Linked DNA regions of Homo sapiens: regions 1 and 2 are each linked to region 3. Evidence: chromatin contacts called from ENCODE Hi-C or POLR2A ChIA-PET data. All regions are on one chromosome and are shown on one strand. Each heading gives the region's core, a stretch centred on a gene start or an enhancer-like site at or near the end of the contact. The rest is flanking DNA. Distances are from core to core; before and after follow the strand shown.

What was found. A loop is a pair of places that touch in the nucleus more often than their neighbours do. ChIA-PET counts read pairs that join two places held with the same protein, here RNA polymerase II (POLR2A). Pooled maps may share reads with other maps.
Region 1: a loop to region 3 is called in a map of ascending aorta, with 9 times the contacts of the local background. The contact joins the promoter of LINC01841 here to the promoter of HOOK2 in region 3. A Hi-C loop is called at or near these places in 2 of 168 maps with a recorded cell type or tissue (ascending aorta and naive thymus-derived CD4-positive, alpha-beta T cell), 1 of 37 single-sample maps with no recorded cell type and 5 of 50 pooled maps. POLR2A ChIA-PET finds 5 or more read pairs at or near these places in 2 of 52 experiments (both activated CD4-positive, alpha-beta T cell).
Region 2: a pooled map shows a loop between it and region 3 (5-fold over the local background). The contact joins the promoter of ZNF823 here to the promoter of HOOK2 in region 3. A Hi-C loop is called at or near these places in 1 of 50 pooled maps. POLR2A ChIA-PET finds 5 or more read pairs at or near these places in 2 of 52 experiments (H1 and MCF 10A).

What each region holds. Positions count from the first base shown.
Region 1 is chr19:14,362,671-14,366,334 of GRCh38, forward strand. LINC01841 (long intergenic non-protein coding RNA 1841) reads right to left here and starts at 1,320. Exons shown (of 4, transcript NR_134908.1): 1 at 1,202-1,320.
Region 2 is chr19:11,736,613-11,740,238 of GRCh38, forward strand. ZNF823 (zinc finger protein 823) reads right to left here and starts at 2,334. Exons shown (of 4, transcript NM_001080493.4): 1 at 2,205-2,334. The coding sequence starts at 2,207. RefSeq lists enhancers at 1,708-1,837, 2,228-2,307 and silencers at 1,908-2,057, 2,318-2,512.
Region 3 is chr19:12,773,583-12,776,801 of GRCh38, forward strand. It overlaps HOOK2 (hook microtubule tethering protein 2), which reads right to left and starts at 1,970. Exons shown (of 23, transcript NM_013312.3): 1 at 1,823-1,970; 2 at 1,230-1,315; 3 at 1,087-1,159. The coding sequence starts at 1,867. RefSeq lists enhancers at 892-1,572, 1,573-2,251, a cis regulatory region at 1,788-2,429 and a silencer at 1,814-2,033.

The DNA of each region.
Region 1 (3,664 bases), core at 70-2,569, 1.6 Mb after region 3:
AGGGAAGGAAGGAAGGAGAAAGAAAGGGAGGAGAGACAGAGATAGATGAAAGAAAGAAGGAAGGAGAAGAAAGAAAGAGAGGGAAGGAAGGAAGGAAGGAAGGAAGGAGAGACAGAGAACGAAGAAAGAGAAGAAAGAAGGAAACAGAAAGAGAGAACAAAATAAAACAGAGACAGAGACATGGAGGACTCCAAGTATTTTGCCCCAAGAATCTGGGCCAAAAGAAAGGAAACAAGGTGGCCGGGCGCGGTGGCTCCCGCCTGTAATCCCAGCACTTTGGGAGGCCGAGGCGGGCGGATCACGAGGTCAGGAGATTGAGACCATCCTGGCTAACACGGTGAAACCCCGTCTCTACTAAAAATACAAAAAATTAGCCGGGCGTGGTGGGGGGCGCCTGTAGCCCCAGCTACTCGGGAGGCTGAGGCAGGAGAATGGCGTGAACCTGGGAGGCAGAGCTTGCAGTGAGCCGAGATCGCGCCACTGCACTCCAGCCTGGGTGACAGAGCAAGACTCCGTCTCAAAAAAAAAAGAAAAAAGAAAAAAAAGGAAGGAACAAGGCTCAGAGAGGTCCAAGGAGTTGCCCTGGCGGTCCGGGGCCACAGTGGCCTTCATCCCCAGCTGAGATGTGTCCCCAGTCTAAGGCCACTCAGAGCCAGGCACCTTCTCCGGCTGCCTCCCAATCCCCGCCCCCCGCTTCCGTCCCAGCACCCTCACCCCGCCCCCGGGCCCCTTTGTCCTCCTCTTCGTCTTATTTCCAGAATTTCTCCTCCCTAGGGAATCCAGTCCATGTGCTTTTGATTCCTTTGTCCTGAACTCATGCGGCATGAGCACCCCTGAAGCCTTATGTGGAAAAATTTGGAGGCTGGGGGTGGGGAGGGGGTCACATTCCTCCCGGGGGTACAGAGCTACGTCGGCATCTCCAGGGCCCCCCAGCAGCAAGCAGGCATCCTCCCAGGCCAGGCCAGACCGGACGCTGCCCAACACAGGCTTTCTTTGGGGCTTGGCCGGCGCCCGACTACAGCCCCGGCTCCAGCTGCCCTGCCTGTCCCCCGCCCCCACGCCTCCCGTCCCAACCTCCCACACGTTTCCTCCTAGAAGCCCAGACCCGTGGGACTTGGCCTCCCCCGCGCCTTCCCTCTCTACTCAGCTCTGCAGCTCCTGTAGGCCTCCTCCCCGGGTGATCACAGAAGGACCAGCTCACCTTAGCGGGACAGGCAGGGCATGGGCGTGGCCAGAGCCTCGGGCAGGCATCCCAGGCTCCCTGGTGTCTCTCTCATCCGCTGGCCTCTGTGCCCTCTTCTCTTCCCCACCCCCGCTCGTGGCCCCTCCTGCCTCTCCATCGCAAAGTCCCCAGAGGAGTCTCCTTAATCACTTGCTTTTGACTGAATCCTGACCACCTGGACCCTGATCTAGCTACTGAGGAGATAAAGTAACCAACACTTAAAAGCTAACCTTCAGGCATTCTGGGAGGCTGAGACTGACGGATCACTTGAGGTCAGGAGTTCAAGACCAGCCTGGCCAACAAGATGAAACCTCGTCTCTACTAAAAATACAAAAAAATTAGCTGGCGTAGTGGCGGATGCCTGTAATCCCAGCTACTGCGGAGGCTGAGGCAGGAGAATCGCTTGAACTTGGGAGGTGGAGATTGCAGTGAGCTGAGATCGTGCCACTGCACTCCAGCCTGGGCAACAAAGCAAGACTCCGTCTCAAAAAATAAAAATTAGCTGGGTGTGGGGCCGGGCTTGGTGGCTCAAGCCTGTAATCCCAGCACTTTGGGAGGCCGAGGCAGGCGGATCACCTGAGGTCAGAAGTTCAAGACCAGCCTGGCCAACATGGTGAAACCCCGTCTCTACTAAAAATACAAAAAAAAATTAGCCAGGCGTGGTGGCGCATGCCTGTAATTCCAGCTACTCGGGAGGCTGAGGCAGGAGAATCAGTTGAACCTGGGAGGCAGACGTTGCAGTGAGCCGAGATCATGCCACTGCACTCCAGCCTGGGTGACAGAGCGACACCCTGTCTTAAAAGAAAAAAAATAGCTGGCTGTGGTGGCATGTGACTGTAGTCCCAGCCACAAGGGAGGCTGAGGTGGGAGGATTGCTTGAGCCCGGGAGTTCAAGGCTGCAGTAAGCTATGACTGCACTGCTGCACTCCACCCTGGCTGAGACCTTGACTCAGCAACAATGAAAAAGTGACAGGGCCAGGACTTGACCCCTGACCATTTTGTTCTACAGCCTTTCATGGGAAAGACAGATGAGTTTTCGACCTTCCAGAGCCTTTGATCCAGAGGAGAGAGGCAGGAAATAGCAAATGGATAAGAATATGCCATTCGGTGACTAGGGCAATGGAGATTGCAAAAGATGGTGGCTGGGAAATGGGGCTTGTGTCGGGGGTCCCTGAGACCACCCTCAGGGTCAATAATTTGCTGAGATTGATAGATCCCAGAAAAGTGGTGTTACTCCCAGTTATGGTTTATTACAGTGAAAGTTACAGATGAAAATCAGCAAAGAGGCCAGGCTTGGTGGCTCATGCCTGTAACCCCAGCACTTTGGGAGGCCCAGACAGGCAGATCATTTGAGGTCATGAGTTCAAGACCAGCCTGACCAACATGGTGAAACCCCATCTCTACTAAAAATACAAAAATTAGCCAGGTGTGGCAGGGGGCTCCTGTAATCCCAGCTACTTGGGAGGCTGAGACAGGAGGATCACCTGGACCTGGGAGGCAGAGGTTGTAGCGAGCCGAGATCCTGCCATTGCACTCCAGTCTAAGCAACAAGAGCAAAACTCCATCTCGAAAAAAAAAAAAAAACTAGGAATACTAGAGGAGAGGAGGTGAGGCAGACAGGCTCCAAGACTCCTCCATGATTCCCACCTCCTGATGTCTGCACTCTGTGTGATCCCTCGAGTGTGAGCTGGACCCAATAACTTGCTTCTAACAATAGACTAGGACAATGTATGCCAGGAGCAGTGGCTCACGCCCATAATCTCAGCACTTTGGGAGGCTGAGACAGAGGGATCACTTGAGCCCAGGAGTTCAAGACCAGTCTGGGCAACATAGCAAGACCCCATCTCTATAAAAATTCAAGCATTAGCTGGGTGTGGTGGTGCACACCTGTAGTCCCAGCTACTCGGGAGGCTGAGGTGGGAGGATTGCTTGTGCTCAGGAGGTCAATGCTGCAGTGAGCTATGATTGTGCCACTGCACTCCAGCCTGGGTGACAGAGTGAGACCTTGTCTCTCTCATATATGTGTATATATATATACATATATTTTTTTTTTGAGATGGAGTCTCATTCTGTTGCCCAGGCTGGAGTGCAGTGCAGTGGTATGATCTCTACTCACTCCAACCTCCGCCTCCTGGGTTCAAGCGATTCTCGTGCGTCAGCCTTCCAAGTAGCTGGAATTACAGGTGTGCAGTATCACGACCTGCTAATTTTTTGTACTTTTAGCAGAGATGGGGTTTCACCATGTTGGCCAGGCTGGTCTCGAACTCCTGGTCTCAAGCAATCCACCTGCATCGGCTTCCCAAAGTGTTGGGATTACAGGTGTGAGCCACCGCGCCTGACCTATGTGTATATATATACATATCTATAGATAGATAGATAGATAGATAGATAGATAGATAGATAGATAGATTTAATGTTACCATTTTATTCATCATGGTTTTG
Region 2 (3,626 bases), core at 1,084-3,583, 1.0 Mb before region 3:
ACATACTTTATCTTCTTTATTAAGCTCTAATGATAAAATGCATTTTGCAGTTAATAAAAAGCTGAAATGAGTGAACAAATCTTTTCAAGATGACAAATGCAGGGAGGGGCTGACTGGAACACAGACAAATCTGACTACTTTAGTGTCAGTTCAGGTCCTCTTATCACTTGGGACATCTCCCACCCCAGTGCTGCTCACTGAACTGCTGAGTAATTACCCTCCAAGGAGAAGCTCCCTCAATACCGCCAACCAGCTGGCTCATCAGCCATGTGTCCCCAGGGAATGGAAACTGGGGTGGGGAAGAAAAGCTGAATGTCTTAAGGGCTTTGCTTTTTGAGGAACAGTATACCAGGAAACTCCTCCCACCCCACGACATCCAGCTGCTCCCCTATAAGGTCCCACCCCCCACCTCTGGCTGTCCTCTGGGAGGAGTGACTCAAAGCTGATATTCACTAGACACTACAAAAGACTTAGCAGCTATGAGCATCTTGGAGCAGCCCCAAACAGTTCTGTAACCCAGGACCAGGACACCATAGAGGGTGGGCTGACAGATCACCCTGTGCCATTTGCAAAGAGGAACCTCGACTGAAAATATTCGGGTATCTCTGTGTAGACAAGATAAAGGACAGCCACACATGCACTATTTTTTTTTTCTTTTTCTTTTTTCTGAGACGGAGTTTCACTCTTGTTGCCCAGGCTGGAGTGCAATGGCGTGATCTTGGCTCACCGCAACCTCCGCCTACCGGGTTCAAGCAATTCTCCTCCCTCAGCCTCCCAAGTAGCTGGGATTACAGGCATGAGCCACCACCCCGGCTAATTTTGTATTTTTAGTAGAGACGGAGTTCCTCCATGTTGGTCAGGCTGGTCTCGAACTCCCGACCTCAGGTGATCCGCCAGCCTTAGCCTCCCAAAGTGCTGGGATTACAGGCGTGAGCCACCGCGCCCGGCTTTTTTTTTTTTTTTTTTTTTTTCACACTGGAGTCAAGTGGTTATTCTTTGCTTCCTCACATGTGAAATGTTCACAAACACAAAAACACATCTTTTAAAAAGAGCCATACATTGCTATGTGAAAAGAAAGTGACAATTAAAATAATGCCTCTGTTTGAAATATTGCCTGAGGGACAAAGAGTTCATAAAGTTGCTGGGAATTGATGAGAGACAGTTAGCCTGGGGAAGGCTCTGAAAACCAAGAGATTTGCTGCCAGCCCTAGGAGGAGTTAGGATGAGGGGATAGGGTGGTGGATTTGAGACCCTGCTGCCCACATCTTTGGAAGACTCGGAGGGAAACCGGTCACCTTTGGGAAGAAAGAAGGGACTGGGGAACCCACAGATCACAGCTTCTCTTCCAAAGCACAAAGCCCACACACACGAGTCTGGATTCTGCCTGGTGACCCTCCGTTGTCACCGTGCAGCGTCCTCACCGGGTTCACAGGAACTGCGAGCCAGGCTGGAGGCGAGATTGCAGTTAGATATTAACCAGGTGCCCTCAGCCCCGCTGCCTCACGGGGCCGCCTCCCTGAGAGTCAGGTCACAGCAGACGCTGACCGCCGGCTTCCTCATCGTGCCCGGGGATAAGATCTCTTGAGAGTTGCTCACGGGTCGCCTCAGTTCTTTCTCGGATCCTGAATTGCAGCGGAAAGGCTGGCGCCAACCAGGCTGAAGACCCCACAAGGGAACCCACTCAGCAGAATGCGGTTTCTTCACCTCCAGTCCCAGGAGTCACCTCTCACTTCTCCACCAACCAGCGACCCCACACTCCAGCCGTCCCTGTCCACACCTCTAAACACCCCATCCCCAAACCTCTCAGGGAGGCGGATCTGGGGTGTCCTCCCCTCTCCCCCATTAAACTGTTTCTGCTGCAGCCTTCGGCGTCTCGGTGCAGTGACTCGGGCCGTGAACCTGTGCCGGTTACAACTGCACAATCTGGGGAGACGCGGAGCTGCGGGCGCGGAGCTGCCCAGAGAGGGCGCCGGGGCCGGGGCCGCAGCGGCCGAGCAGGGACGGGACAGGACGCCCGGGGTCCCGGCTGCCGCCCCAGCCCCATCTTGCGGCCCAGGGGACCAAGGGCAGAGCTGCGCCAGGGGCACTGGGATTTGCAGACCCCGGAGTCGCCCAGGGCGAGGCCCGGGTCCCCTCACGGTCGGTTCCGGCCGGTTCCAACCTGCCCCTTCTTTGCCTCGGGACGCCGGGCCCCGCACACTCACCATTTCCCAGCTTCCAGGTGTCCGGGTGTCCTCCTTAAAAGCCAGTGTGGGTCCCAGCGCGACAGACGCTGATACAGACCTTCCAGGGCGTCTCTCTCTCAGCGCCAGAGCCAGGACTCAGAGCGCAGGGGCGTGGAGAAGACTCCGCGGGCTCTTTGAACGTCGCACCCTCCTCCCTGCAGCGTGCCTGATTGACAGTTCTCACAATCCCCGCCCCCTCATCCCTGATTGGATAGTGCTCCAGGTCCCGCCCCTTGGTGGCTGATTGACAGAAGAAGCGATCTCACAGTGCTGAGTGGAGCCGGATGAACAGGTTCCAGGCACGACCCTTGGCAAGGCGGGCTTCCTCCCAACGGAGTGACCTGACCCCTCCCGAAGTGACGTTTGCATTTTAGAATTTCCTGATTGTATTCAGTGGGTTCTTCCTGCTTTTTCCTCCTGGACAGGGACTCACAAGTGTGTGCAGGGAATTCCAGGCTCCCTGTCCAGTGGAGCCATTCCCGGACCTCGGAGCAGGAGGGGAGCCCGGGGCACACAGGCCACCCTGCAGCAGGAGGGAGGGCCTGATGTCCTCCAGGGATCAGGAATTTGGGATGAGGCTGTTGGCGACGTTGCCAAGCCTTTCCCTCACCTTATCTCTCAATCTACTCATTTTCAGCCCAGAAGATAAAAACAGGACAACAAAATAAAATAGTTGAGTATGTGGAAAAACTGGAATTATATGGCAGCAATATTTCATAAAGAATCAAAAGAGAAGAAAAGCAAAAACTTGAACAAGCTCAGAGAAGCAGCCTACTGCACTCACAGTTCACAAGCAGACCCCCTTTCAGGAGGTCAAACATATCCCCAAGCTGGGAAGCCAGGCAATGATTCCTAAAATGGAGCTCCGGGGTGGATCAGAAGCTGGTGATAAGGGAGGGACAATTAAGAATTTTACTCTGAGGTCTCAAAATACCTGTCCCCTCTGCACAGCGTGGAAATGCTCCCTCCTTATGCCATTAAATGTTAATGAATTAAACGCTCCAATCAAAAGCCAAGACATCACACTTTGAATTTGAAAACATTAGCCTTTCTCCATATGTTTATGAAGTAAAAATACTAGACTTAAAAGCGTTATGGCCGGGCGCGGTGGCTCACGCCTGTAATCCCAGCACTTTGGGAGGCTGAGGCGGGTGGATCACCTGAGGTCGGGAGTTTGAGACCAGCCTGACAAACATGATGAAACCCCGTTTCTACTAAAAACGCAAAATTAGCCGGGTGTGGTGGCACGCTCCTGTAATCCCGGCTCCTCAGGAAGCTGAGGCAGGAGTATCGCTTGAACCCGGCAGGCAGAGGTTGCAGTGAGCCGACATCACACCACTGCACTCCAGCCTGGGCAACAGAGCGAGGAAAAAAAAAAACTCCATCTCAAAAAAAAAAAAA
Region 3 (3,219 bases), core at 720-3,219:
AGTCACTTCTCACCACCTGCCCCACCATCCTTCAGCCCTACCCATCCATCTTTACCTCTCACCTGGATTAGTGCACCAGCTGCCTCTCCTCTTCCACTTTTGCTGCCTACATTTTATTTCTCTCCATGCAGCCAGGGGGAGCTTTATAAAGCCCAAGCCAGGTTGCATCTTTGCTCTGCTAAAACCCTGCCTTGACTTTCCACAGCACTTAAAAATAGAATCCACACCCCCACCATGGCCTGCCAGGCCCCTGATGACCTCATCTCCTACAAATCTTGCCCTCTTGCTCTGTTCTGCCCTCTCTGCCATTCCTCCATCACACCAAGTTTATTCCCAAATCACGGCCTTTACATCTGCTATTCCCTATGCCTGGAACACCGTTCCCCCAAATTTCACTTGGAGATTAACCCATCTGATGTAATCAGCCACCTATGCCCTCATTGCTCTCTCTCAAAGCCCTGCTTTTTTGTTGTCTTCACAGAACTACTGGCATCAAAAGTTTTTTCTTTTTCTTTTTCTTTTTCTTTTTTTCTTCTTCTTGAGACAAGAGTCTCGCTCTGTTGCCCAGGCTGGAGTGCAATGGCTCAATCTCAGCTCACTGCATCCTCCACCTCCCAGGTTCAAGTGATTCTCATGTCTCAGCCTCCCAAGTAACTGGGATTACAGGTGCACACCACCCCACCCAGCTAATTTTTGTATTTTTAGTAGAGATGGGGTTTCAACTTGTTGGCCAGGCTGGTCTTGAACTCCTGGCCCCAGGTGATCCACCCACTTTAGCCTCTCAAAGTGTTGGGATTACAGGCATGAGCCACTGCGCCCAGCCTGGAAGTTAATTTTTATGGTTGTGTATGTGTTGCTTGTCACTAGAATGATGGCTGTGTGGGGCAGGTTTTTGTCTGTGTTATTCCTTGCTGAATGCCCAGGCCTGGCACAGGGTGAGTACTCCATAGATGAATGGATGAACAAATGGTTGATCACCAGACATCTGTCCCTCTTCCTGCCCATCACCCAGGACATGTGCCTAGCTGGCCCGTCCCTGGTCATCTCTTCACCAGTCTGTCCTCTAATCAGGAGTCCACTTGTCACCTTCAGCTTCCAGTTGGGACCTGGATCTTCCGAGATGCCCTGGAGCCATGCCTCGTTGAACCAGGAGGGGTCTCTGGGGGCGAGAAGGTGGGATGAGCAGACTGGGGGACACTTTTGGGATCCTCCCCTTCAGCTCCACTCACATCTGGTTCAGCACATAGGCTACGGCAAGGCCGCTGCTCAGGTCCTGAGGGCTGGCACAGGGAGACGGAACGTGGAACGTCTGTAACTGAGGGGTAAAGGAAAGGACAAGGAAAGAGTTAGGGCCTGGGAGCGCCGAACCGCTCCCCTTTTGCAGACTTTTCCAGTCAGCGAACCTCACATGGTGGGGCGGGCGCTGCTCCGCCACAGCAGCTCTGCGAGGGACTGGCTTCTGCTCACCTGAGACCGGAGGGGGCGTGGCCTCACCTCACCTCTGCCCAACAAACCCTGCGCGTCCAGGCCAGGGTGGTATCGCGAGTCACCTGGGCCCCACAGGCACCACGTGACCAGGCCAATTCACCTGTGTCCTCGCCCCACGTGAACCAACCACAGAGGGGCGGGGCCTCACCTGTCCTTTCCACGCAGACTTGCCACGTGACGGGGGCGGGTGCTCGGGCCAGAGTCCAACGGTCCAGCAAGTCGACGACCCCGCACCTCCCAGCCCCAGCACCAAGAGACTGACCGAACCAGGGCCAGGGATCCCGGGCAAGAGGAGCGGGCGCTCACCTTCCCCTAGCCCCGCCCCACGACCTACCCAGGTGAGCAGAGACCCGCATAGCTCAGCTTTGTCCACGCTCATGGCTCCCGATCGGATTCAATCCAGGCCACGGAGCCCCGGCGCCGCAGCAGCCTCCGGGTCCGCCACCAGCGAGCGCCCGCAGCCCCGACCTCCCGCTCGGCCTAGAGCGCCGCCCCGCCCCGCCCCCCTAGGCGCAGGCCCCGCCCCGCCCCCAAGCCCAGGCTCCGCCTCGGAACGTAATCTCCTCCCTACGCCCGCTCTTGCCTCCAGCCCCGCCATCTTGGATCCGGGCACCGTTCGGGCGCCCGCCCTGCCGCTAGGGGTCAGCCTGGCCCAGCCTTGTGCATCCGAGGGTGGTCCCACCTCCCATCCTCGCCCTGGCCCTTTTTGGGGTGGGAGGTCCTCAAGATCCTTTTGAGACGGAGGTGCTCCACCCTGTTACACAAGCGCATTCACGTCTTTTCCCTGCAACTTAAGTAAATTCTTTTTTTTTTTTTTTTTTTTTTTGAGACGGAGTCTCGCTGTCGCCCAGGCTGGAGTGCAGTGGCGCAATCTCGGCTCACTGCAGGCTCCGCCCCCTGGGGTTCACGCCATTCTCCTGCCTCAGCCTCCCGAGTAGCTGGGACTACAGGCGCCCGCCACCTCGCCCGGCTAATTTTTTGTATTTTTAGTAGAGACGGGGTTTCACCGTGTTAGCCAGGATGGTCTCGATCTCCTGACCTCGTGATCCGCCCGCCTCGGCCTCCCAAAGTGCTGGGATTACAGGCGTGAGCCACCGCGCCCGGCCTTAAGTAAATTCTTGTGTCTAACCACTTTATAATCGGAGCCGTTGTGCGGGGAGGGGCGAGCCCTGGCACTTTCTATGGACTGGGAGAGGGGATGCTAAAGGGGTTTTCCCGCCGGACGCGGTGGCTCTCGACTGTAATCCCAGTATTTTGGGAGGCCTAGGAGGGAGAATTAATTTGGATAGAAGTTGGAGACCAGCCTCTCTTCAAAAAATTTAAAAATTACCCAGGTAGCGGTGGCTCACGCCTGTAATCCCAGCACTTTGGGAGGCCGAGGCGGGCGGATCACGAGGTCAGGTGTTCGAGACCAGCCTGGCCAACATGGTGAAACCCCGTCTCTACTAAAAATACTAAAAATTAGCTGGGCGTGGTGGCGCACGCCTGATTTCAGCTACTCGGGAGGCTGAGGCAGGAGAATCGCTTGAACCCTGGAGGCGGAGGTTGCAGTCAGCCGAGATCGTACCACTGCACTCCAGGGGGCAACAGTGCAAGACTCCTCAAAAAAAAAAAAAAAAAAATTAGCCAGACATGTTGGCGTGTTTCTGTGGTCCTAGCTCCTAGCTCTACAGAGGCTGAGGTGGGAGGATAGCTTGAGCCCAGGAGGTCGAGACTGCAGTGAGCCGTGAT